Linked DNA regions of Homo sapiens: region 2 is linked to region 1. A link is a loop called in an ENCODE intact Hi-C map of the cell type or tissue named here. Cell type or tissue: A673. All regions are shown on one strand. Each heading gives the region's core, and the rest is flanking DNA. Links, peaks and the distances in the headings are about the cores only.

Region 1 (2,922 bases), core at 118-2,617:
TTGCTGGATATTTTTGATAATTCACACTTACAATGAAGAATATAACTACAGAAACTTATAAGCATAAAGTTAAGCCTGGAATTTATTCATTCAATATTTATTTTTTTGAAATATAATGAGCTTCTGCTGTTTAAAAAGGACTCTCCAACCTGAAAAGCAATTTCTAAAGATATTTATTTTCTTCAAGTCAACTGTATTAGCTATGAATTAGAAACCTAATTTATTTTAAAACTTGAAGCTCTATTTTTAAATCTGGCTATTTTATTTATAAACCTAACTAATTTTTTATGAAAAAGAACAGCCACTTCTTTTTGTCCCTTTATTAATATTTCGATGAACTCTTACCTGACCAAATCATCTTTAAATGTTTAACATGACTTAGAAAATTAAATTCCCTTAGACACTTAAACTCTGATTACAAAATTAACACATCTGGTTCTCTCACTTCAAACACCTAAGAAAATGTCTTAGCTTAAGTTATCTACCCCCGTTGTGTAGCAGTAAGCCTGCCTTCTCATGACAACCTGTCACCTGTCAGCATACTGGCTCCCTCATTGCCTGCTGTCCACTGCCAGGAGGAGACCAAATGACCTGGCCAGTTGGCATCGACAGCTTTAGGTATGGTGGAAACCATATTGTATTCCCTATTGAAAGTGTCCAGACAAGAATTCATGTAAAAGTGGGCTGGGCGCGGTGGCTCACACCTATAATCCCAGCACTTCGGGAGGCCAAGGCAGGCAGATCACTTGAAGTCAGGAGTTTGAGACGAGCCTGGCCAATATGGTGAAACCCCATCTCTATTAAAAATACAAAAATTAGCCAGGCCTGGTGTAATCCCAGCTACTCGGGATACTGAGGCAGGAGAATCACTTGAAGCTGGAAGGTGGAGATTGGAGAATCACTTGAACCTGGAAGGCAGAGATTGCAGTGAGCTGAGATCACACCACTGCACTCCAGCCTGGGCAACACAGCCGGACTCCATCTCAAAATAATAATAATAATGGTAATAATTCATGTAAAAGTAATTTATTAGGAAAAAATGGTAAAGGAATGGAGAATTAGGGATAGGAAGGCGAGGAGGCCAAGTAAGGGTAACAATGTCAAAGTCGCATATAGAGTACCTTCAACTCAATCCCAGAGAGAGCTCTGGAGACAACATAGGTCACACTTGAGAACTGTCCTAATTAGCAGCAAAAGAGCAGAGAATTTATACCCCAGTAGCCATCAACTATTGGCCAAGGGCGGCCCCAAGGGAATATACGTTCTCAGGCATTTCCAGCTCTGGCCGCTGGAGGGCAGCCCTCCAACAAAGAGATGTGGCTCCTGACTGTTGGGAGAGAAAACCCTCAGGAACTAGTGTGCCCAAAAATGGTTCAAGGTCACAGGGGACATGGGTAGAGTACTGCCCACCCATTGTACCAGCCAGATCCATTTGTGCCTGTCAAGGTAATCCTCTGCGACAGGGGCTAGTCACAATTTCTAGAAGAAAAAGCTTTGAAGAGAAAGATGAGTGGAACAAGTTTCTACTGGTTGGTCCTCAGACTGTAACTGATTTTCACCTTTCTCCTCTACTCTCCATTCTAAATTTCCCTCATTCTAGGCCAGTATTTGTCTGATGGGTCATCTCTGAGGAGCCTGCACCCCTAGTTGTCACCCCCTGGTCACACTGTAGTTGCTGTAATTGTCTATTCACTGTTATAAGTGCAGAACAGTCTAAGAGGTGGCATGTGGGTTGTATTTTTGTTTTGTTTTCTGAGATGCAGTTTCACTCTTGTCACCCAGACTGGAGTGCAATGGCGCGATCTTGGCTCACTGCAACCTCCACCTCCCGAGTTCAAGAGATTCTTCTGCCTCAGCCTCCTGAGCAGCTGGGACTACAGGCACCCACCACCATACACGGCTAATTTTTGTATTTTTAGTAAAGACAGAGTTTCACCATGTTGGGCAGGCTAGTTTCAAACTCCTGACCTCAGGTGATCCACCCACCTCAGCCTCCCAAAGTTCTGGGATTACAGGCGTGAGCCATGGCGCCCAGCCGAGGTGCCCTAGTGGGTTCTAAACATGCACCTCTCTGCCCCCATCATGTAGCAGTAAGCCTGTCTCTTCATGACAACCTGTCACCTATCAGCGCACTGACTTCCTCATTGCCTGCTGTCCACTGCCAGGAGGAGACCAAATGACCCCACCAGTTGGCACCTACAGCTTTAGGTACTATGGAAACTGTATTGTATTCCCTATTGAAAGTGTCCTCCCTGCAAACCCTCAACAACCCAGCAGACATAAAGTTACAAGTATAGGAAGCCTGCATTTCCCAAGTGGGTCCCTGAAGGTGATAGTGAGAAGGGCCACTCCTACTTCTAGGCGTTGGTTCCCAGATGTCCATGTGCTACCCCTCAGGGGCAGAGCACATGTGATGATGGTTGGTTCCAAGGTATGTACTGTTCCCTAAAGGACAGTAAGCCAACCCCAGAGGTGTCCTCTCAAGCTGGGGGCTCAGATGTGCTTTTACCAGCCTGGGCAATACAGCAAGACCTTGTCTCTATTTTATTTATCTATTTTTTTTTTTTTTGAGATGGAGTTTTGCTCTTGTCACCCAGTCTGGAGTGCAGTGGCATGACCTCAGCTCACTGCAACCTCCACCTCCCAGGTTCAAGCAATTCTCCTGCCTCAGCCTCCCGAGTAGCTGGGGTAACAGGTGCCCGTCACCATGCCTGGCTTATTTTTGTATTTTTAGTAGAGATGGGGTTTCACCATGTTGGCCAGCCTGGTCTCGAACTCCTGACCTCAGGCAATCCACCTGCCTCAGCCTCCCAAAGTGCTGGGATTACAGGAGTGAGCCACCGTACCTGGCCTCTACTTTAAAAAAAAAATAAAAATTCACCAGGTGCAGTGGCATGTGTCTGTAGTACGAGCTTCTCAGGA
Region 2 (2,922 bases), core at 130-2,629, 220 kb after region 1:
CTGTGACTTAAAATTGTTAAAATGCATAGTATTATGCTGGCTCCAGAGGTCTTTATCAACTTGAATGTTTCTTACTATACAATTGAAATTTTGTTTCATTTATCCCCAAATATACATAGAAGAATCCATGTGTTCCACTACAGTACCTGGAATTTCAGTGTCCAGTTTTTGACGGTGGAGGCTTTGCCTAGGGTGTGTCTGCCGTGTTAAGGCAGCCCGGAGCGGGCCCAATAGAAAACATTAGCAACACGCTCGTTCCCTTGTATCTCTGTTCAAGGCCCTGGAAGCAGTGTTGTCTGTGGGCCGCCCTGAAACAGGCATGTGGCGTTTTTTGTTTCTCTTTCCATTGACCAAGGTCTTGCCGAGAGGCAAGCAGTGACTGACAGTCATGGGTCATTACTTGTTGCTGTCGATTATGCAAGAAAACAGGGAGAAGAGAAGGAAGGCGTCCTCGGGGTGTTCATTCGCTTGCACACACTCAGCAATCAGGAACCAACACGTGCTACCTGTCTTTTAGAAGATACTTTAGGGCCGGGTGCAGTGGCTCAGCCTGTAATCCTAGCACTTTGGGAGGCCAAGGCAGGCAGATCACAAGGTCAGGAGTTCGAGACCAGCCTGGCCAGCATGGCGAAACCCCATCTCTACTAAAATACAAAAATTAGCTGGGTGTGGTGGTGCACGCCTATAGCCCCAGCTACTCTGGAGGCCAAGGCAGGAGAATCCCTTGAACCTGGGAGGCGGAGGTTGCAGTGAGTCGAGATTGTGCCACTGCACTCCAGCCTGGGTGACAGAGCAAGACTTTGTCTCAAAAAAAAAAAAAAATAGAAATTTAGTACACTTGCCATTTCATACTTTACTTACTTTTTTCATACTTTCATAGTAAAGTACTTAGGATTAGAAAACCAAATATAATTTGATATTTGTGTTGTTTTACATCAATAATGTGCCAAAAGATAATATTCCTTAGCTCATGTGCCAAAAACAGATTTGGAGATTGATGCTTAACATGTCCATATATACCAGGTGTGTGTATATGTGATTGTCTCTATAAATGCGTGGGGACGTATCTATAGTATGTATCCACATAGACAATACGTTTTTTAAAAAAAACCCTCAAATTATTTTAATGTTTGTAAACATGGAAAATGAATGACTTTGGGAAAATGTTGCATTGTAGTGGCATTGCCACGTTTTATATTCCCTTTTAAATAGATCTGTGCTTTTTTTGTACTTGTTTAAAGAATTTGTTTCATAAATAAGTTCTTCAAACTTGGGCTGTATATTTTGGGAGGTGTTTCCATGCATGTAAATTTTCCTTCTTTTTCTTTTATATGGGGGGCCGCAAAGGCGTCGACATTCCAGATGGCTATCCTGCTTCAGTACAACACGGAAGATGCCTACACTGTGCAGCAGCTGACCGACAGCACTCAAATTAAAATGGTATTCTCATCTCAGGCTCGTTGTTCTATCAGCTTGCCGTTTCCTTGTTCTCGTGGATATTGTTAGGAAAGATAAGGAAGAGGATATGGGCATCTTTAATTTGAAATAGATGTTTGCCTCATGAATATGAATATGGCCTTATTCCAGGATTTTAATACGCACTACAAAAAGCTTCATGTTAAAACTCATTGTTGAGCCAGGCATGGTGGCACATGCCTGTAGTCCCAGCTTCTTGGGAGGCTGGGGCGGGAGGATCACTTGAGCCTGGGAGGTCGAGGCTGCAGTGAGCTATGATCGTGCCACTGTACTCCAGCGTGGGTGACAGAGACCCTGTCTCTTAAAAATAAAACTACGTGTAACACACACACACATACTCCTCATCCATGCTTTTCTCTCATTCATTTAACCAGTTAGGCTTTTCTTACTAAGCTTAAATTTCCACTTTAGTATTATTTTTCCTGCTAGCCATATTTTTTATTGAGATATATTTTAGATAATAAAATTTGACATAACATAAAAGTCATTTTAAAGTGTACAAAGTGGTTTTTAGTATATTCACAAGCTTATAGAACTACCACCATTATCCAATTCCAGAGTGTTTTATCACCCCAAAAAGAAACCTGCACCCATTAGCAGTAACTGCCCGCTAGCTCCCAGCCCCTGACAACCATTAATTTGCTATCAATTTGCCTACTCCAGACATTTCATATAAATGGAATCATATAACACATGACTTTCTGTGCCTGCCTTCTTTCCCTCAGTGTATACTGTTTGCAAGGTTTGCCCATGTTCTAGCATGTGTTGGTACTTCATTTCTTTTTGTGGTCGAATAATCCAATGTATAGATGGACCACATTTTATTTGTTCATCAGTTGATGTACATTTAAGTTGTTTCCAATTATGAACAATGCTGCTGTGAATACATGTTTTCAATTTTCCTGGGTATATACCTAGGTATAGAATTGCTGAGTCATGTAATAGCTGAATTTTTTGAGGCACTGCCAGACTGTTCCATAGTGGCTGTGCCATTTCATATTCTCACCAACAGTGTATGAAACTTTCAGTTTCTCCATATCCTCACCAACATTTGTTATTTTCATTTTTAAAAAAAATTATAGCCATCCCAGTGGATGTGAAGTAGTATCTTGCAGTTTTTGACTTGCATTTCTCTAACAACTAATGATGTGTAGAATCTTTTTTGTGTTTATTGCCATTTGTATATCTTCTTTGGAGAAATGTTTGATCAAATTCTTTGCCCATTTTTCAGTTGGGTTATTTGTCTTTTTGTTGTTGAGTCGTAAGAATTCTTTTAATATTCTGTATACTAGATCCTTATCAAATATGTAATTTACAAATGTTTTTTCCCATTCTGTGGGTTGTCTTCTTACTTTCTTATATACACACATTTTTAATTTTGATGAAGCCTATTTTATCTATTTTTTCTTTATATTGTTTGTGGTTTTGGTGTCATTTTTAAGGAAT

The links. Hi-C counts contacts between places; a loop is a spot of excess contacts. Peaks named below come from ENCODE experiments on the same cell type or tissue, not always from the same donor. Only the 100,000 strongest peaks of a DNase experiment are listed, where the experiment ranks them.
Region 2: it touches region 1 in a loop (2.8-fold over the local background); 8 of 110 quality-filtered maps call a loop at or near these places.

Annotation. Positions count from the first base shown.
Region 1 is chr7:148,574,494-148,577,415 of GRCh38, forward strand. No RefSeq gene overlaps it. Among named protein-coding and RNA genes, the nearest start is that of C7orf33, 15 kb to the right of the region's middle. RefSeq lists an enhancer at 1,144-1,438. In A673, for the core only: a CTCF peak has its summit at 1,290 (motif pointing right); a DNase peak (open chromatin) is centred at 1,288.
Region 2 is chr7:148,791,379-148,794,300 of GRCh38, forward strand. CUL1 (cullin 1) reads left to right here. Exons shown (of 22, transcript NM_003592.3): 17 at 1,348-1,440. Among named protein-coding and RNA genes, the nearest start is that of EZH2, 91 kb to the right of the region's middle. In A673, for the core only: no CTCF peak of the experiment used is centred there; no DNase peak of the experiment used is centred there; H3K27ac peaks cover 323 bases.